Regions from separate parts of the Homo sapiens genome. Here region 2 is linked to region 1. A link is a loop called in an ENCODE intact Hi-C map of the cell type or tissue named here. Cell type or tissue: heart right ventricle. All regions are shown on one strand. Links, peaks and the distances in the headings refer to the core of each region. The heading gives the core; the rest is flanking DNA.

Region 1 (10,839 bases), core at 2,515-7,514:
CCTCTCACACAGCTCTTAAATAGACCATGAGCTCCCTAAAGAGAGGGCAGGATCTTACTCCCCTATGCTTCCCAGTACCTAGTATAGGACATGGCAGAAAATAGGCATTCAGTACACATTTGCTGAAGGAAAATTAAGAACGTGGCAGAAGTAGAATTCAAATCCATTCCTATCAGTCTTCAAAATCTTTGCATCTTTCTACAGAACCAACTTATCTCTGTGTGTAAGATCACAGAATTGTTTTTTTTTTTTTAATTTTAAGTTCCGGGATACATGTGCAAGATGTGCAGGTTTGTTATATAGGTAAAGGTGTGCCATGGTGGTTTGCTGCACCTATCAACCCATCATCTAGGTATTAAGCCCCACATGCATTAGCTAGACCACAGAGTTTTTGTCTTCGCATAGGAAATGCCCACAACTGAAAATATATTAAGTTATTTGTCTATTCATTCATTCCTTCCTGAAAATGAAATATCATTGGATGCATCTTCTTTGACAGAACAGGTATTCTTTATTCCTCTCCTACAGTTGTACTTTCATTTCCTTTTCTTCCTTCCAGAGATGGGTCTTGACCTAGAGCCTCTCTCAATACTGAATTCATTCATTTTTCTAATGGAAAGCTATTTGAATAAGACCCTTGAATTCTTGGCAAACTACCTATTTAGGTATAAAAACTGCATGCAGATGGGAAATTCTTATTACTAATTAGAGCTTTAGGCCCAATCCCACAAAACTCCGCATGAACTTTATCTCACTCTTCCCTTTACTTTCAGTGCCTAGAACAGTGCCTGAAACTTAATGGAAACTCAGTATTCTCTGAATGAATGAGTGAATGGAATCCCCACAACACAGATGGCAAACACATGTGCCTTCACTCCTCTCTTCCGTGTTCACTTCAAACCTCACTAGGGATCCTAGTAATCATCCTGTGAGGCCAACAGAGGGCCTCTGCATCCTTCTACACAGCACCCCGAGCAGCAACTACCAACCTACTGAAGGCAGCGTTTGCAAAGAAATTTATTTACACTTTTTTTTTTGTGGTTGTCTACCCTGGGAAACTGAGCTGAGTCACACATCAGTAAGGAAGACCCTCACCTGTCCCTCCGGCTTAAGGCCAAGGCTAGGTGACCTCAGTCACGTGGCCTGTTCCTTTGTGGCTTTATTTCTAATGGGTCCACAATCTAGTCATCTGATATGGCCCAGAGATGTACTGGAGCTGGCTTGGATTGGCTCAGGAGAACAGATTGTCCCTGTCTCTTCCGACATCTGTGTACAGTAACGTCATGGTTGTCAGCTTGAAATCAGCCGTAGGTTGGTGTATTTACACCATGGGAATCAGCAAGGGCTACAAATCAGGGCTTGTTTGTGTGTGTATATGTTTTTCTGAGACCCAGTTGTTAAGCCAGCACATCATTTCCTTGACTCTCTCAATTCCAGTAACTAAAGGAGATGAAGAAGAACAAGTCCAAAGGGGATGTTTTTTTCCTCACTGAGAATAGAAGTGGCTAAACCACTCATGGGGGGCTTCCTTCCCAGTGGTCACAGCCTGGTTCCTTTCGTCTTTTTTTTTTTTTTTTTTTTTTTGAGATGGAGCCTTGCTCTGCCTCCAGGCTGGAGTGCAGTGGTGTGATCTCGTCTCACTGCAACCTCTGCCTCCCGGGTTCAAGAGATTCTCCTGCCTCAGCCTCCCAAGTAGCTGGGATTACAGGCATGTGCCACCACACCCAGCTAATTTTTGTATTTTTAGTAGAGATAGTGTTTCACCATGTTGGCTGGGATGATCTCGATCTCTTGACTTTGTGATCTACCCGCCTCGGCCTCCCAAAGTGCTGAGATCACAGGCATAAGCCACCACGCCTGGCCTCCAGCCTGGTTTCTATTTGGCCTTATAAGGAAAGTAGAGGAAAGGAAGCAGCCTGGGTTACCAAAGAGATAGAGAGAACAGCTTTCTACATGTAAGAAAGAAGTTTTAGCCTCTTTGTTCTTCCTGTGAAAAACCATCCATACTCCTAAGCAGCTGTGAACATCATGAGAGCCTCTTTTTCCAAGTGGTAAAGTGAGGTTGAGTGGGAAAAGGACCTGGAGAGACTCTTTTTTATACTTTATACTTTTCGTACTACCTGCATCAGAATCACCTTAAAGGCCTGTTAAAATTTTCATTACCCAGGCAGCACCCCGCATGAGCTGACCAAACCCAGAAAATGGGATTTAGAAAAATGCGTTCCAATGGACACATTTTAACCAAATGACTCTTAGGAGACAAGGGATTCTTAGGCTGGCTAATTTGAAACAGACTTACTCAGGGAGGTCATTTAGAATGCACGTATCTGTGCCCCGTACCAAGAGATTCTCATCAGTAGGTCTGGAGTGGGCCCCTAAAACCTACGGTTTGATAAAGCTCTCTAGGTGATTTTGATGACAGTTGAAGTTAGACTTTGTAATCAACACATATTTTTCTCTCTTTTTCTTTTTTTAACAAGATGAGCTTTTTTTTTTTTTTTAATTCCTGACTTTGCAAAAACAGGCCTCATTTAATGTAGAAAATCTGGATACCTTCTTTAGATAAACACCACCAAACCCTTATAAAACACAGGCATTATGCTCTTTGTTTGGATTAGTTTCATTTAATCCACAAAATAAGCCTACAAGATATAGAAATAGATGGTATTATTATTCCCACTTTAAAATCAAGGAAGCCAAGGCTTAGAGGCATAGTTATTTGTACAAAACCGAAAAACTAAAAAGAGGTAAAGCTGGAATTCTTACTCAAACAATTTGATGCTAGAACTCACACCTTTAATTACATGTACTGCCGCCCAAATGTTTTCATAAATACAAAGATAATAACTGAAAAATGTCACTGAGTGAGCAAAAGGATTTAAAAAAAAAAAAAAAACTAATCCTGAAAATTTCTCCAAAATATAAAATTCTACTTTTCTGGATATTCTTCATACAGAAGTCTGAACTGGTTACAGTAGATTTATATGGGTGGAAATCAATCAGAATAATTGGGTTTGGGTAGAGCAAAATAACCAATAAATTAGCTTGAACATGACCTTTCAGAGGCAGCCTTGTATTTTGTTCCAATTCTCTGGCCCTGTTTCCTCGCTCGTTAATTGGTAGTTTGTTCTCTAGTCAGGCTGCCTGTTTCTGACACTGGGTAATGCATTATGAGATAATCTACTTTCCGTGACTTCACACAGTTCCCATGGCAACCATCAATGCCATTTCCCTGCAGGATGGCTGCTTCGTTTGTTTCAAATGTGTTGCAGAAATGTAAACATCTTTGATTAAAAAAATGTCCAGTGAAAGGACAGTCCACACAAAGAATAACATTTATATAATTACAAGAGGGAAACAATCTATAATTATTCCAACTCCTTTCCCCTGGATTAAAAAAAAAAAAAGTTGTAGAGTTTTTGGTTTTTGGGGTTTTTTTTCCTTTTCTTTTTTTTTTTACCTTTTTGTTTGGGGAAAGAAAATAAGGAAAAGGTTTGCTTAACAAGACATAATTGAAGAGACACAACACTTCTGTGGAAAGACCTTGTTCATTAAAGCTATAGTTCATTAGAGTTAAGGTGGCAACATTTCTGGAAGGAAATAACCATATCCATCAACCCAGCCACCACAAATACAAGAAACGTGCTTACCTAGAACATCCCTGGAGGTGACCCCGCCATGCTGACGTTCAGAGTTAATAATCCAAGATTCTCTTGGTCAATGGAGAGAGTTCTTTATATTTAATTCTTGCTGGTTAGCTATCTGTTTCTTCAAAGTGAGCTCCAGAGGAAATTTCTCATCTCAAGATGCGACCCCAAAGTAAAGGAAGTCAGCATATGGATCCTTTTTATAAGTTTTATTGAGGTATAATTGATAATAGTTTAAAAACTGAACATATTTAATGGACACAGTTGGATCTCTTTGGGCATAGCATCTGGATCTTGCTAACATCTATGCTGTGTTCTTTCTTATTTATTTGCACATGCTGTTCCTTCTGCTTTGCATGCTTTTCCCATCTTTTAGGTCAGCTCATTTCACTCATCCTTTGGAATTAAATTCAGGTATCACCTCCTCCAGCAAGCTGTGGTAGGCAGAATTCAAAGACAGTCTCTCAACATTGCAGCCCCAGTGCACACACCTTGTAGAACCCCCTCTTCTCAAGTGTGGGTGGTACCTATGACTACAGTGAAACATCTCTCCTGAGATTAGGTTTATCCAAAGGGAGCTTATCCAGAGAGGGCCTGACCCAATCAGGTAAACTCCTTCAAAGGAGTTTAATACTGGGCTACCAGTTTCAGCTTAGACACATAAAGAGCTTAGAAATTGTCCCACCCTTATACTATGAAACAAACTGGACAACCTAAAAATTAATAAAGTTATTGGATCCATAAGAGAACTGAAGAGGTGGGAAAAACTGCTGTTCTAAAATCTGGAGAGACAGTCTTGTCCAGAGAAACACAGATGAGATCTGCTTACCTAGAGCAGAAACCTCTGGAATCATAAACTGGTAGGAAGACTCAAGTGGGAGTTTTGGCAAATTGCTGGAGCTTGAGTGTAGACAGCCGTGAGTGAGAAACTCCTAGGAGCCACATTCTTACAGGGTCTGCCACATTTGTGAACTTTACCTCCAGGAACCTTCCCAAGTTTACGAGATTCAAGAAAGATCCTCTTTCTGGCTCTGGTAGGAGGAGAGGAAGAGTAATCCTTTAGAAATACAACTAGACTAATCTTTTCCATAACAAAGGCTACACTTCAGGAGAAGTTCCAGAGCCATCCAGCTGGAGGGAAAAGAATTCTTCCCATTCCAGTCCTCTTCAGCATCTCACCTAAGAAGAAAAGAAACAAAGTCAGCAGGTCCGGGGCTTGGTGGCTCACATCTGTAATCCTAGCACTTTGGGAGGCCAAGGCAGGTGGATTAACTGAGGTCAGGAGTTCAAGAGCAGCCTGGCCAACATGGTGAAACCCCATCTCTACTAAAAATACAAAAATTAGCCAGGCTTGGTGGCGCATCCCTGTAGTCCCAGCCACTCGGGAGGCTGAGGCAGGAGAATTGGCTTGAACCCGGGAGGCGGAGGTTGCAGTGAGTCGAGATTGTGCCACCTTCACTCCAGCCTGGGTGAAAGAGTGAAACTCCATCTCAAAAAAAAAAAAAAAAAAAAAGAAAAGAGAAAAGAAAGAAAGAAAGTCAGCAGAGGTCAGGGCTTCAAAGAAATAAGAACACTGGAGATGTGGCAAAAATAAAAAGCTATATGACTGGAGAAATACTTGTGAAGATCACAGCTCTAAGACACAAGCTCACTGGAAGACAGATTTAACTGGAAGGCTGTAGAATGTTCCCCTTTACTCATTCCTTACCACTATACTAACAGGGCTCCAGTAAAATGACAGCAGTTCATAGGTGAAAGACCTGCAACACAGATCCTCTCTGAAGAGAAAAATTCAGTCACAATTAAAGAAGGGAGACACTGGAGATTTTTGAAGCCTCTGGCAGTATAGTGACAACAAACATTAAACAGAGCTCAACTTCTAGCAAGATTATTTACCCCAAGTCCTGTTACCTCACTCAATATGTCTGGCCTTCAACAAAAAAATGACAAGGTATGCCAAAAAGCAAGAAAAAACAGTGAAGAGATAAAACAATCATCAGAATCAAATTCAGATATGATGTTAGAATGATCTGACAGAGAATTTAAAATAACCATGATTAATATATTATGGGAAAAGGAGACAACATTCAAGAATAGATGGGTAATATAAGCAGAGACTCTAAAATACAATCAATGAAATGAATGCTAAAACCAAAAAACACAGTACCAGAAATAAAGAATGACTTCAGTGGGTTCATCAGTAGACTCAACATAGCCAATAAAAGAATCAGGGAACTGGAAGATAAGTCAATAGAAACTTCCCAAAATAAAATACAAAGAGGAAAAACAAAAACAAAATATAGAAACAGAACACAGCATTCAAGAACTGTGGGACAACATCAAAAGGTGTAACATATGTATAATTGGAGTACTATTTCTATAAAAAGAATAGAGAAGAAAAAATATTTGAAGTAATAATGGCTAAGAATTTTCCATAATTAATGACAACATAAAACAATAGATCCAGAGAATAACAGTAATAGTAAAAACAAAAATATCTAGATGTATCATATTCAAACTGCAGAAAACCAAAGGAAAATAGAATAATCTTGATAGAAGACACAAGGAAAATACACTTTACTTACAGAAAAACAACAAAAAGAATTACAGGAGACTTTGCATCAGAAATTATGCAAGCAAAAAGAGAGTGAAGCAAAATATGTACAGTTGAAAGGAAACAAACTCACTAACATAGAAATCTATATCTATGAAAATAAAGAACTAAAGACTTTCGCAGACAAACGAATGGGAAAGATTTTTATCACTAACAGATGTCCCTACAAAAAATGGGAAAGATTTTTATCACTAACAGATGTCCCTACAATAAGTGTTAAAATAAGTTCTTCGGGCAGGAGGAAAATCATATAGGTCACAAACCTGGATGTGCATAAAGAACAAAGAACCAGAATAATATATATGATGATTATATCATATGAATAAGTGTAATAAATAACTGCTATATCATAAGAGATGGAAGGAGGGAATTGGGAATACTGTGTTAAGATACATGTACAACCTGTGAAGTGATGTAGTGTTATGTGAAAGAGGACTTCAATTATAATTGTCCCTCAGTATCCACAGGGTATTGGTTCCAGGACCCTGTATACCAAAATTCAGAGATGCTTGAGTTTCTTACATAAAATGGCATAGTACAGTCGGCCCTCTGTACCCATGGGTTTCACATCCATAAATTTAACCAACTGCAAACAGAAAATATTTGAAAAAAAATTATGTCTGTACTTAACATGCACAAACTTTTTTCTTGTCATTAGTCCATAAACAATAGAGTACAACTATTTACATAGCATTTAGATAGTATTAGGTATTATAAATAATCTAGAGATGACTTAAAGTATATAGGAGAATGTGCATAAGTTTACACATAAATACTATGCCATTTTATCTCAGGGATTTGAGTATCCCAGAATTTTGGTATCCCCGGGTGGTCCTGGAACCAAAATCCCTGCAAGGATCCTGAATGATAACTGTATTTACCTATAACCTATGGACATCCTCCCCATACATTAAATCATGTCTAAATTACTTATAATACCTAATATAATATAAATGGTATGTAAATAGTTGCTATACCATATTGTTTTTCTAATTTTTATTAACTTTATTGTTCTATTTCCAAATATTTTTGATCCAAGATTGATTGAATCTCAGGATGGGGAACGCATGGATACAGAGGGCTGACTGCATTTGTAAATATATATTATAAACTATAAATACAACGTGGCATCCTGGATATAAAAGTTTGCTGCATGAGCCAGGCACGGTGGCTCATGCCTATAATCCCAACACTTTGGGAGACTGAGGCGGGTGGATCATCTGAGGTCAGGAGTTCGAGACCAGCCTTGCCAACATGATGAAACTCCATCTCTACTAAAAATACAAAAATTAGCCAGGCGTGGCAGTGCACACCTGTAATTCCAGCTATTTGGGAGGCTGAGGCAAGAGAATCGCTTGAACCCAGGAGATGGAGTTTGCAGTGAGCTGAGATCCCACCACTACACTCCAGCCTGGGTGACAGATTGAGACTCTGTCTCTAAAAAAAGAAAAGCTTGCTGCATGAGCAAATGGAGTTATAATGTAAGAAAGATGTAACAATGCAAAAACAAGGAACAGGAAAGGATATTAGGAAAAAGCCTAAGGAAATCTGAATAAAGTATGGATTTTAGTTAATAATAATGCATTAATATTGGTTCACTAGTTTTGGAGAATGTACCATACTAATGTGAGACATTAATAATAGAGAAAAGTGGGTATGATATATATGGGAACTCTGTGTTATCTTTTAACTTTCTCATAAATCTCAAACAACTCTAAGTTAAAAGTTTATTTTAGGAAAAAAGCAATGCTCGGAGAGATTATCCTGCTAATATCAAAGAAGGAAGCAAACAGCTACATTGTAAGCTGCCTCTAAAGAAAGGCAGTATCAGGTAGCTGAGACCCTGTCCTACAACCACAGTAACTGATTACAATAATAACCACAGTGAACTTGGAAGAGGACTCTAAGCCCCAGATGAGAACCACAGTGTGGGCAACACCTTGATTGTAGCCTTTTGAGACCTGAGCAGGGAACTCATCTAAGCTGTGCCAGATTCCTGACCCACAAAAACTGTGAGAAAAGGTGCGTTGTTTAAAGCTGCTACATTTGTGGTAACTGCTATGCATGAATAGGAAACTAATACACAGACCTTCCCCGACTGTTCTAACCCAGATGTATGTGTTTCCCCTACGATTCTCCTTCCTTCTATCCATTCATCCAATTTGCACATATTGAGACCTACTATGTGCTGTGTACTGTGATAGACATTGAGTATAGAGTGATGAATGAGCCATAATCTTTGCCTCCTTGGAACTTAGAGTGTGGTAAAAGACACAAACAAACATGTAGATGCTTAATTTACCAATTATGATAAGTTCTGTAGGAGGAAAAATTACAATGTGCTAGGAGAAGAAATTTTTAAATAATGGAGGCTCAGAGAAGACTTCTCAGAGGAAAGTGTACTTAAGCTGAGACCTGAAAGTTGAGTGTAAATTGGCCAGACAGCAAGTGGGAGCAGAGTGGATAGCAGGTGCTAAGATATTGAGAAAGGAATGAGCTGGACGCTTTTGAGGGCTTAAAAACTGCCAGCATGATGACAAATCAAAGACAAAGAGAAAACCTGGAAGTAAGCATACTGCCTGGGTGACAGGATTATTGAAACCCCAAGCCTCAGCATCATGCAATTTACCCATGTAACAAACCTACACGTATACCCTTTAATCTGTAATAAAAGTTGAAATTACTTTATTTTTAAAAAGCACTTTGATGGTATCATTCCATTGCCTTTTGGCTTCCATTGTTTCTGTTTACATGCCAGCCATAATTTTAGGTCATCTGACAAATTTCTATATTCTTCGTATACATCCTTCTTGGGATTTTAAAGAATCTTTCAATCTGTGTTTTAATTTCTTTTATTAGTTTTAGACATTATCTCTGTATATTGCTTCTTCATATTATTTTCTTTTGTGAGACTTAAATTACACACATAACAAATAAATGTATAATGTCCCATTGAAAAGAGGAGAGAGAGAGAGAAAACCCAAAAGACACCAGAGAAAATGGCCAGCACAGCTGCTATGAAGAGCAAGAGGAGAGGCAGGAGGTGCTAGTGGAGGGTGGGTAGAGGTTGTCCATGAGGGTCCCAAAGCCTGCAGTACAGACGTTAGTAGGGTATGTTGAGGATTATAAGATGCCTTTGAAAGGTTTAAGCAGGGCCAGGCACGGTGGCTCACGCCTATAATTCCATCACTTTGGGAGGCCAAGGCAGGCGGATCATCTGAGGTTGGGAGTTTGAGACCAGCCTGACCAACATGGAGAAACCCTGCATCAACTAAAAATACAAAATTAGCTGAGCATGGTGGTGCACACCTGTAATCCCAGCTACTCGGAAGGCTGAGGCAGGAGAATTGCTTGAACCCAGGAGGTGGAAGTTGCAGTGAGCAGAGATCGTACCACTGCACTCCAGCCTGGGCAACAAGAGCGAAACTCCATCTCAAAAGAAAAGTAAAGTAAAAAAGAAAGATTTAAGCAAAAGAGTGCACAGATTACTGTTAGAAAGTTCACTCTGGCTGATGGAGAATAGATCGGATGGGGGCAAAGATGGATTTGAGCAGAGCAGTTAGGAGACTATCCCAGAAGGCTAAGCGGGAGCGTAGCTGGCAAGCATGGTTCCCATAGATATGGAAAGAAGGGGAAGTCCTGAGAGTCCCTTGGAAGATAGTGTGACTGCACATAAGATGTGTTGACAGGGAGTATGAGGGAAGCAACAATGCCCAGGAGGACTCCTCAGTGTCCAGCATCCTGGAAGAAAAAGCACCACTGGCCAAGGTGAGAAAGACTCAGGGAGGAACACGCTGTTCTCTTTGAGGAGTACATTTTTGCATTGCTATTTCTTCAGCTTCCCATGCCCATCCCCGCCATCTTGGCCTCGCCAACTCCTACTCTACCTTCAGAACCCAGCTCAGGTATCCCTTTTGGGAAACACTGCTTAACCACTCAGCTTTAGTCCTCTTCCCCTGTTGTCCCCAAGCACCTGAAGCATAATTGGCACATGCACAGAGTACACAGTGGCATAACTATCCATGTATGCCCTTGCCCCACAAAACCAGGAGCTCCTTGGGGGAAAAAACTGTACTTCAAAACTACTTCCAACTACAGTTGTCCTTTGGTATACATGGGGGCTTGGTTCCAGGATCCCTGTGTATACCACAGTTCCCGCTACTCAAGTCCTGAAGTAGGTCCTGAAGAACCATAGCTACAAAAAGTCAGCCCTCCCTATCAGGACTTTCCCATCCCAAGAATACTTGATTTTCAATCGTCATTTAGTTGGAAAAAAAATGTGCATATACTGGCCGGGCGCAGTGGCTCATGCCTGTAATCTCAGCAATTTGGGAGGCCAAGGCGGGCAGATCACGGGGTCAGGAGATGAAGACCATCCTGGCTAATATGGTGAAACCCCGTCTCTACTAAAAAAACAAAAAACAAAACCAAAAAAAAATTAGCCAGGCGTGGTGGTGGGTGCCTGTAGTACCCGTTACTCGGGAGGCTGAGGCAGGAGAATGACGTGAACCCTGGAGGCAGAGGTTGCAGTGAGCCGAGATCACGCCACTGCACACCAGCCTGAGTGACAGAGCGAGA
Region 2 (10,839 bases), core at 3,569-8,568, 59 kb before region 1:
GAATGTGCATCCTAGAGCCAGACTGCTTGATTTAAAGCAAGACTTCAACATGTATTAGTTGTGTGTCCTTAGTTGTGTGTATTAAACTTCTTTATGACTCAACTTTGTCATTTGTGAAAGGAAGATAAGAATAATATCTACCTCGTAAGGATGTTTGGAGAATCGAATAAAATAATGTATGTACAGCACTTAAAATAGAGCTTAACATATTGTAAGTGCCCAATAAATCCAGTATGTTATTAATATACACATTCATAAGTATTAATAGGCTTATATGAGTGGTGAAATAATGATTGATTCTCATTGCTTTACATTATTCTGTATTTTCCAAATCTATTACAACATTAGTATATTAATTTATAGTCTCATGCACGCAAAACCTTAATAGTGCCTCACATTTTGAAGTGGGATGTTTAAAACATCAGTTCAAAGAGTGGGACAGTTGGAGATTCCTACAGAGCCAATGGGTGGAATCCACAAAGAACCAACAATTGATGATTTGGTGATGTAGTCTAGAGCAATCCAGGGAGTGAGTAGCTAACAAAGCTTTTGCCCGGATGGCCTTAAACCACAGACCAAAGGAGTGAAAGTCCTTTAAAGTAGGGGTTCAGACTCAATTACCTACAGGGATGTTTTAGGTAACATGAATGAGTAAAGCCGATCTGATGTAACCAGTAAGGAGTGGTGGAACCCGGGACAACTGGACCACACTCATTCTATTTAAAGAGGGCAACCACCACCAGTTTCTGCTCACTGTGGCTATGCCGTGTTTCCAGATTTTGTAATTTTTAAAGTGAATTCAAAATTCTGGAGTTTCATGTAAAACATCCCATATTTTTTAAAATGTTGTATTTGTATGCATTCATGAGGTACAAGTGGAAATGTGTAACATGGATAGATTACATAATGGTGAAGCCAAGGCTTTTAGTATATCCATCACCTGAAAAACCAACATTGTACCCATGAAGGAATGTCTCATTACCCACCCTCCTCCTGCACCCCTACCCTTCCAAGTCTCCACTATCTGTCATTCTACACTCGATATCCATGTGTTACATGTTTAACTCCTACTTATCACTGAGAATATGCAGTATTTGTTTTTCTGGTGTCTGAATTCTTTTACTTAAGATAATGACCTCCAGTTTCATCTATGTTCCTGCAAAAGACATGATTTTATTCTTTTTCATGGCTGACTAATATTCTATTATGTATATGTGCCACATCTGCTTTATCCAAGCATCCATTAATGGACACTTAGGCTGATTTTATATCTTTGCTATTGTGAATAGTGCTGCAATAAACATACAAGTGTAGGCATACTTTTGATACAAGCATTTCTTTTCCTTTGGTAGATACTAAGTAGAGGGATTAATGGGTCGAATGGTAGTTTTATTTTCAGTTTTTTGAGGAATCTCCATGCTGTTTTCCATGGAGGTTGTACTAATTTACACTTCCACCAACACTGTATAAACGTTCCCTTTTCTCTGCATCTTTGCCAACATCTGTTATTTTTTGTCTTTCTAATAATAGCCATTCTGGCTGGTGCAAAATTATATCTCATTGTGGTTTTAATTTGCATCTCTCTGATGATTAGTGATGTTGAGCAGTTTTTCATATGCTTTTTAGCCATTTGTATGTCTTCTTTTGAAAAATATCTATTCATATCCTTTGCTCACTTTTTAATGAGATTGATTTTGTTGTTGTTGTTGAGTTGTCTGAATTCCTTATAAATTCCCAGTATTAGTCCCCTGCTGGTTACATAGTTTGCAAATATTTTTTCCCATTCTGCAGGTTTTCTGTTCACTCTGTTGATTTTTTCATTTGCTGTGCGGAAGCTTTTTAGGTTAATGTTGGAAGCTAACCGAAATTTTTTTTTAAATATTGAAAGCTAAACACAAATGTCATGAAGCCATCAGTTTACAACCAGTGCACTAAAGGCTTATCTTCAACCTAAAAAAATCTGTATGGAAAAAGAGAAGGTTCACATAAATCAACAGGATTCATGGGAAGTGTCCAGCGGACAGCGAAATAGGAAGTGGCAGAAGGACCTGGGTTCCTGATGACATTGTTGAGACAATGAACTAAACTTGGGACTGCCTACCTCCTGTCTTGTTAAGAAAACAACAAATGCTTAATGGTGTCATCCACGATCATCCAGGTTTTCTTTTATTTGCAGCCATATGCACGTTTACATATTCATACTTACATGAAGCAAAAGAAGATCAGGAACAATCTGGAGAAATAAGATGGTAGTAAGAACAGGCAATTGCCTTTGGGAAAAAAATTGTTCACTCATTCATTTTACAATTACTTATTCTGTAACCACATCTGCTGAGCTAGACCCAGAGGGTTTCAAAGATAAATCGGACTCAACCTCATGGAGCCCACAATCCAGTTGGCTTTTGCAGCTTGTCTAAGTCTACTCAGGCTGCTAGAGCAGAATACCACACATTGGATAACGTAAGTGATACTTTTATTTCTCATAGTTCTGGAGGCTAAGAAGTACAAGATCACAGTGCCAGCAGACTCAGTGTCTGGTGAGGGTCCTCTTTTTGGCTTACATATGGCCACCTTCTTGCTGTATCCTCATTTGGTGGGGAGACAGTGGGCTGCAGTCTCTTCCTCTTTATATAAGGACACTAATCCCATCATTGGGGCTCTATGGTCATGACCTAATCTAAAACTAATTACCTCCCAAAGGCCCCACCTCCAAATACCATTACACTGGAGATTAGGGCTTTGATATATGAATTCAGGGTTTGTTAGGGGTGTGGGGTGAACACAAATATTCAGTTCGTCACATGGCTCATCCTTTTAGACAAAAAGGAAAAAGAGAACTGGGTCAAAAACCAGGCAATGTGAATGGGCTGCTCACAGGTGCAATCCAGAGTACAATTTCATGCCAGGCGAGGTAAGGAAATAAATCTGTAGACCGGCCTTTGGCTGGCTGCCAAGAACATGGAGCCTGCGTACAGAAGTCAAGGACAGAGTGTGTAGACGGTGGCCCCCCATGCCTTATTTATAACCTGTTTTCATCTGGTTGCTATCTGGAAAGGCCCTGCCTCTCATCTCCTTGCCACCTTCTTGTACCATCCAATTTGACAGCATAATTTATAGTTCTCCCTTCTCAGATACTCCCTGGGCCTGAGGAAATGCAGATAAGAGCAGTGGATGACCAGGGAGAGAACTTAGGGAGGCTGGGGTGTCTGGGAGGAAGAAAAACCTGGCTGAAAATCACTCTGCCTTGTAGAGATGAGCAGGAAGCTGTTGTTTCTGCCCTCCTGTCAGTATCTCCTCCCTCTAATCTCTCCAACCATGCTCTCTGCATAGACACAAATGCCAACTGTAGGGGAAGATTGAAGCATGTTCAGCAGTCTCAGAAAGCCAAGTGAATTAATAGAAGAGGGTCAAGTGTGTCCAATAGGAAGGAACCTCCCCTCTCCCTGTCTCAGAGTCCTGATCCTCAGAAGTGGGGGTGGGCAGGTGGCACAAAGGGCAGAAAAGGTCATTTCTTCCATAAACAGCCCTATTTCCTTCTCCGAACACCCTCTCCAGGTAACCCAAAGGAAGAGATGGTCTTTGTCTTTCTCCCTCAGACCAGCATTTGCCTGAGATGGCTAAGGCTGGGCAGTGGTTAATTCATGAAAGCATAGAGAATACTGTTGTTAAGGCCCCCTCTAAAGTTCAAACATTCATAAAGTCTCTGAACTGGAAGCAAGTTTAAACACTCTCCAGCCTAACCCTGCACCCCATCCACTGCGTCAATTCATTCTGTCAAATCATTCGTTCATCCAGGCATTTCTTGAGCACCTATTTTGTGCTGTGCCAGGTGCTGAAATATAAGCAACACAGAGCCATGAACAAAACAGATGAAGAAACTTACCCAAGTGCCAAGTGGCTGTCCTACCTTAGTCTGACCAAGTAAATGAGATCTCATGACCTTCAGAGCCAGAAGACCCCTTCCTGGGACAGGTATGACTCCTCAAAGAGTCTTCCTCATTGGGCCCAAATATCCCTCTACTTTCATTCATTCTTCACATGCATTGAGCACTTACATGGGTCCAGGGCGCTTTGGGTGAAGCTTTCACCTGCTCATTGTTTCATGTTTCTCACTATTACTCTGTAAGGAAAATATTATTTCCATCTTCCAGATGGGACCTGAGCCACAGAGAGACAATGTGACTTGGCCAAGACCACCACACTGGCCGTGAAAGAGTCAAAACTGGAATTCAGGTCCTCCAACCTGAGGTCAGATACCTCGTCTGAGGCAGCTCAGACATCCTTGTTGGGTTTTGTCTGTGCAGAGGGGAGAACAACCTCCCTCACTGCGATGGATTCTGGGGGTGAAGGAGGGCTGACCCCTGTCAAGTGCAATTAATTTAAGAAGGGGCAAAGGATCTTTCTCCCATAAATATCCCGGCTTCACTGCTGCCTGGAAGCAATCTCAGCTGTTCACTAGAATCACAGAGCTATGCTTCCACTCTGCCTAAACTTGTCCTGAGGACCCCTTGGAGCCCAGGGTCACGCACTTTGCCAGATAATCCTGTAGGAATGAATTTCAAACAAGGGTGCCAGCGGGAGGAGAGGAGAGCCAGAAGACAGTGCTCTCCCTGAAACAAGCAGTGACTCACAAAGTGAGGTCAGGAGCTCCCTCCAAAATGCTCAGGCTCTCAGGGAGGGCCCAGAGGCCTTCTTTTTGCTGCTCAGTTCATCCCAACAGCCTCTCCTGCAATGTAGGGATTCAGAATCTCAGGAGTGCTTGGGTACAACTCCCTCATTTGACAGATACAGAAACTGAGGGTCAGAAGGCAAACTGCAGGCCTACAGTAACAGTCAGTGGGCTGAAGGGTCAGAAGAAGAGGTCAGGAGTTCTGAAGAAAGTCTCAGACATTGTTTGGGCAGATGTCACATCGGGTGAGTCTTTGGTAGCTGCCCAGACCTGGCCCAGGGGAGCAGCAGGGTCTCTGTGGCCATCAGGAGAAAAGGTACTGCCCAGAGTGTTCTGAAGTTACCCACTGCTGGAGTGACCTACTAGCTGTATCACCTTGTGAAATTTACTTAATGCCTTTGTTCAGCATCTTTGGCTATAAAAGGTAGATAATAATAATAATGATAATAATACCTCTGTCATTGAGTTGTGCAGATTCACTCATACAATGGTCTGAATGCTTGTATCCACCCAGTATTCACATGTTGCAACATAATCACCAATGTGATTATATTAGGAGGTGGGGCCTTTGGGAAGTGCTTAGGTAATAAAGATGGAACCCTCATGAATAGGATTAATGCCCCTATTAAAAGAGACCCAGAGATCTCCCTTCCCCCTTCTGCCATGTGAGGATACAGTGAGAAGACAGCCATCTAGGAACCAGGAAACGGGCCCTTACCAGACACCAAGTCTGCCAGCATCTTGATCTTAAACTTCTAAGCCTCCAGAACTATGAGAAAAAAAATTCTGTGGTTTATAAGCCACCCAGCTGACAGTATTTTGTCAACAGCCTGAACAGACTAAGACAACTGGAAAACTCCAAGTAAAGCACTTAGCACACAGCCTGGCCCATAGTAAGGGCTCTACTAACAGGGGCCATGATGGTAACAACAGCTGCGTGCACTGAGCACCTGTGATATGCTAGACATCACTAGTCATTTTACATGCATTATTTCAGTTCATCCCCTTGCTTCAGTGAAACCAGATGATCTGCTTTATTTCACTACCTGAGAGAAAACTGAGACCCACAGCTTCTCCAGAGGAAACTCTGATTCCAACATCAGACATCCAGTTAATGTCAGAGGCCAGATTAGAACCTGGGTATGATCAGATTCCAGAGCCTGTGCGTGTAACCACCATACCCTTCCTGCCAATGCTGCAAGGACTCAGTTTCCCAGATAAAACGCTGAGCAGATGGACCACATCCACACTAGGCTTTCTGTCCACAAATCTGTCCTTTTCTGGACTACGAACTGCCCAAGAGCATGTTATCACCCGTCTTGTTCACTACTGTATCCCCAGCACCTGGGCGCACCTGACACTGGAGTGCTCAGTGTTTGTGGGATAACTAATTGAAGGAATATAGCATCACAATCACTTGGAAGAAAAGACTGAAGGTAAAGAATGGCTGTTCACATCCACTTCTCCTCTCTCCCTGGAACACCCTCTCTCTCCCTCTTCTTTCTTTTCATTGCTGGAAATAACATAGAATCAAAGCTTTATGGAAATCTATCTCCTTCTTAATCTTCCCACATTATTTCTACTTCTGCTATATTTAGTTTTGACCAGTCATTAGATCCCTTCCATCCCTTTTCACAGCAATCTCCTAATCATCCTATGAAACCCAACTCAAATGCTGCCTCCTCTAGGAAGTCTTCTCCACTCTATTGAAGGATATCAGTTCTAGCCTTGGGTGATCCTGCAAGATTTTTATTGTTGTTGTTGTTGTTGTCCACGGCTCTGTGAACTTGCACTTACCAGGCTGAAACCTCTGCCTGCCACCAGTGGTACATCAGTTGTCCACCCCATAGAAAAAGTTACCTAGGGGCGGCACTGTGTCTTCTTATTTCTGCCTACAGAATTTATCTAGCACAGTTGCTGGCAGCAAGAAGGCACTCAGGAAATGTACTGAATGAATGAATGATCAGTTCTTCAATAAGGGACTCACTACTTTTAGGTAAGTAGCATTCAGACCTGCAATAGCTATTTCTTAAGTGCCTATTCTGCATTGGGCACACAAGCGTTATGCCCAGTGTTGGGCTGAAGCATTAAGCAAAGCAAGAGAGATAAGAAGCAAGTACAGAAATAAAGAAACAGGAGTTTGACGCCAGCCTGGCCAATGTGATGAGGCCCTGTCTCTACCAAAACTACAAAAATTAGCCAGCCATGGTGGTACATGCCTGTAAGCCCAGCTACTTGGGAGCCTGAGGCAGGAGAATCACTTGAACCTGGGAGGCAGAGTTGCAGTGAAACGAGATCACGCCACTGCACTCCAGCCTGGGTGACGGAGTGAGACTCCGTCTCAAAAAAAAAAAAAAAAAAGAAAGAAAGAAACAGGATATTTTAGAGAGGGATGAGTGCGATGAAGACAATAATGCAGAGATATGAGAGAAAGTCACTGAAGAGCTCTTATAGACAAGAGGTCAGAGCAGCCTCCCTGAGGAGGTGACATTTGAGCTGAGATCCGTATGACCAGAAGCAGCCGACGGGAAAATCAGCAACACTGGGCTAGGAAGAATGAGCATCCTGGGGAAGGGCTTTCGGGAGGAGCAAGCTTAGGGTGTTGGGGGTACGGCAAGGGGACCAAGGATGGGAGTGAAGAAAGGGCGGAGGAGATGAGCTCAAAGACTATGCAACAGCAGGACTGTTTGGCCTCCTGGGCCATGGTGAGCACATCAAGAGGGTTTTAAGCAGAACAGATGGCCTTATGTTTTGGTGAGATCACTCTGGCTGAGCTGACAAGAATGAGTTTTTGAAGCTATAGCAGGAGTAGATGCAGGAAAACCAGTTAGGAGGCCACTGCATTAGTCCAAGTGTGAGCTGACAGTGGCTGACCAAGATGTACTAATGGTGATAATGGGGCAGAAAATATTTCAGAAGTGGCACCTACAGAATTTACTGGTGTACTGGGTGCAGACAGTAAGGAAAAGACAGGAGTCAAGAGTGGTTATTGTATGCTCAGGGTTTCTAAAATAACACATCCCCATTACTCAGACGCCTATAGAGAGGACATGCTTCCATCTCTCCTCCACATCCAGCAGATGGTGCCTGAGTGTGAAATCTACCCAGCACGGCCCGGCTGCCTCTTCCTACTCCCCAACCCACCTTCACTTGAACGAGCATCTTTTCCTCCTCAAAAGTACTTCCTGAGCCTGAAAGTCATTGCTATTGATTTATCCAGCAAAATGTAATTTGGGAAAAGCTGGTGTCCTTCTCTTTCTGTAAAGAATCATTTGTACCCAAGAAAGCACTATGTAAAGGATGATGGCTTCCATCAATTACAGCCCCATTGTGGGGGTGGTAAAGCCATTTTTGTGAGTCAACAAAGCCAGGGGAGTGTTAGGAACCAAAATATTTTAATAATGTGCTGATTTTGAAGGAGGTTTGGTGTCTTGGAGGGAAGTGGCCTGAGCCAGCTGCATGCATTTTTGCCACGTGGTTGCAGGAGCCCTTTGAGAAGGTTGGGAGCCTCATTACCTCAATAGCCTATTGTAGATAGCGCACCATTAAATCCTAAGCTGGGCTGTGAAATTGATTTTTTGCATTTTATTTTCATGCTTTGCTGTGGTTTGAATGCATCCCCCCCCAAAAAAAAAAAGTTAAAAACTTAATCTCCAATGCAATAGTGTTGACAAGTGGGGCTTCATGAGAGGCGATTAGGCCATGAGGCAGAAGTGAGTAAATTAATGCATTATCATGGAAGTGAGTTCCTTGTAAAAGCATGAGTTTGGTCTCTCTCTCTCTTTCTCCCCCCACTTCATTCTCTCTGTCTGTCTTCCTCCTCTCTCTCTCTCTCTGCCTCTCTCCCTCTCCCTCACTTTTCTCTTCCATTCTTGCATCATGTGAGGAACAGTTTCCCGCAGTGTTCAAGGTACCATCTTGGGAAAAGAGAACAAGCCCTCACCAGACTCCAAAGCTGCTGACACCTTGATCTTGGACTCCCCTGCCTCCAGAACTATAAGAAATAAATCTTTCTTCTTTATAAACTACCCAGTCTCAGGTGTTCTGCTATAGCAGCACGAAACAAAACAAACTAAGACACATTTTAAATGACAGATATGGGAAGGTGGGTGGCTACTTACTTTGAGAAACCAAAATCCAAAGATGGAAAATACACTCCACCTCCTGATCCCATTCTTTCCTCCCCCACCTGGTACATATGTGGCAGGTTGAGCCCCTTAGCAGGTTGTCAGACCAACTTTGCTCACAACATATACCCAGCATGTATTAATTTAGTCCTGCAAACAAAATATGTTATTGAATGTCTTCAGATGCTCTGGGATTATAGCCATGAGCAAACAGAGGCAAGGTCCCTACTCTCATAAAATTCACATTCCAGTAGAGAAGAAGAGAATGAAATAACACATAAGATAATTTCATAGAGTAATGTAATAAAGATCATATAGCTGATTGCTATATAATAACTCCAGGGCATGGTCTGGCAAACCTGTCTTGTGAAGAGCCAGAGAGTAAATATTTTTGGCTTTGGGGCCACACAGTCTGTTGCAACTACTCAACTCTCCTGTTGTACTATGAAAGCAGCCTTAGACAACAGGAAAAGAATAATAGACAATAGTAAAGGAATAAGGAATGAAACAGAACAGGTGGCAAGCCAATCGCCTTCTCTAGGGGAAAGTGGAAGAAATATTTAGTAGGATGGAGTGAAAAGATGATGATATTTAAGGTGAAGTCAGAATGAGAAGAAACCAGCTACATATAGAAGGGAGGCATTTAAGACAAGGGAATAGCATGTGCAAAGCCTGAGTCAGGACTATTTCAAGAACAGAAATGTCTACTGGTAAGGTAGGGCAAAGGGAAGAGGAAGGAGACACAGCAGTGCAAATTCAGGTCAAGAGGTGGGCAGGAATTAGGTTGCAAAGGGCCTCCTAGTCCATGGTGAGGCCTGGCACATAATAGACCATCCTGCTGTTGCATAACCTCTGAGCTCGTCTTCTCCACTGTTTTTCAAACCCTGCTGAAAGAGACAATAAGAAACTAGAGAATTTTCGAGAAAGAAAGTACAAGACCACGATCCTTTATCCACTCTCTTGAAATTTTAAAAACTGACAACTGAAGGTTTTTTCCTAAGTTTGGCACAAAATCACTTGGCAGCAAACACTGTCTGAATGTACAGGAGGCTATTTATGGTCTTTATTTATCCCTCTTCATGTGAATATTCATGTATTTCACTCTTACATGTTTGGGTGTGGGGTACTGCCCATAGTACAATGCCAGACCTACATAATACACTACATCTGGCTATTCCTCCATCCAAAAGATTCTGAATTTCTGGAAGTCTCAAAGTTTTAGATAAAAGATTATGGACTTCTACCATGATCAGATTCATAGTCTTTAGGAGGAAAACTCTATTTGCAGTTTTAAAGATAAACTGGAGGAAGCAGAGAAGGAAGCTAGTTAAGAAACTACCGGAAAACCGGTGGTGAGAAATATGGAGAGTTGTACCAAGCTGGAGATGCTGGGGATGGAGGAGTTTGGGAGATATGTCCCAGGAGGATCAACATAACTCAGTGCCTGATTGGAGGTGGGAGGTAAGAGAGGAAGGAATCCAGGATGAGCCTCATGCTCCTCGCTTGTAAGAGTGGACAGATGGTGAGCCATCCCCCACAAGAGAAAGCCGAGGATGATTAGAATTAAGAAGAAAAAATGCTAAATGCCAGGTTGGACATGTGTATGTGAGGTTCTTCTGCATCCTGTGCTTGCAGACATGTGGTAGGGAATTGGAAATGTGGGTCTGGAGCCCGGGAGAGAAGCTGGTGTCAGAGGTACAGATTTAGGAGGTGTCGTGAGTTAATAGTGTTCCCCAAAATGACATGGCCAAATCCTAACCCCAGTGTCTGTGAATGTGACCTTATGTAAAATTAAAGTCTTTGCAGATGTAATTAAGTTAAAGATTCTTAAAGTGAGATCATTCCGGGCTTACAGTGGGCTCTAAATCCAATTATTGTTATCCTTCTAAGAGAAAGAAGAGAGGTTTGAGACAACACAGAGGGAACGCTACGTGAAGACAGAGGTAGAGATTAGAGTGACGCAGTGCAAGCCAAGAAATGTCAAGAATTGCCCAAGCTACCAGGAGCTAGGTGGGAGGCATGGAATGGATTGTCCCTCAGAGC

The links. A loop is a pair of places that touch in the nucleus more often than their neighbours do. Peaks named below come from ENCODE experiments on the same cell type or tissue, not always from the same donor. Only the 100,000 strongest peaks of a DNase experiment are listed, where the experiment ranks them.
Region 2: it touches region 1 in a loop (4-fold over the local background); 2 of 110 quality-filtered maps call a loop at or near these places.

What each region holds. Positions count from the first base shown.
Region 1 is chr22:34,009,745-34,020,583 of GRCh38, reverse strand. It overlaps LINC01643 (long intergenic non-protein coding RNA 1643), which reads right to left and starts at 3,152. Exons shown (of 6, transcript NR_183606.1): 1 at 3,057-3,152. RefSeq lists an enhancer at 4,459-5,022. In heart right ventricle, for the core only: no CTCF peak of the experiment used is centred there; no DNase peak of the experiment used is centred there; H3K27me3 peaks cover 471 bases.
Region 2 is chr22:34,069,715-34,080,553 of GRCh38, reverse strand. The region is part of intron 1 of LINC01643 (long intergenic non-protein coding RNA 1643); the gene reads right to left. Among named protein-coding and RNA genes, the nearest start is that of LINC01643, 58 kb to the right of the region's middle. In heart right ventricle, for the core only: no CTCF peak of the experiment used is centred there; no DNase peak of the experiment used is centred there; H3K27me3 peaks cover 1,069 bases.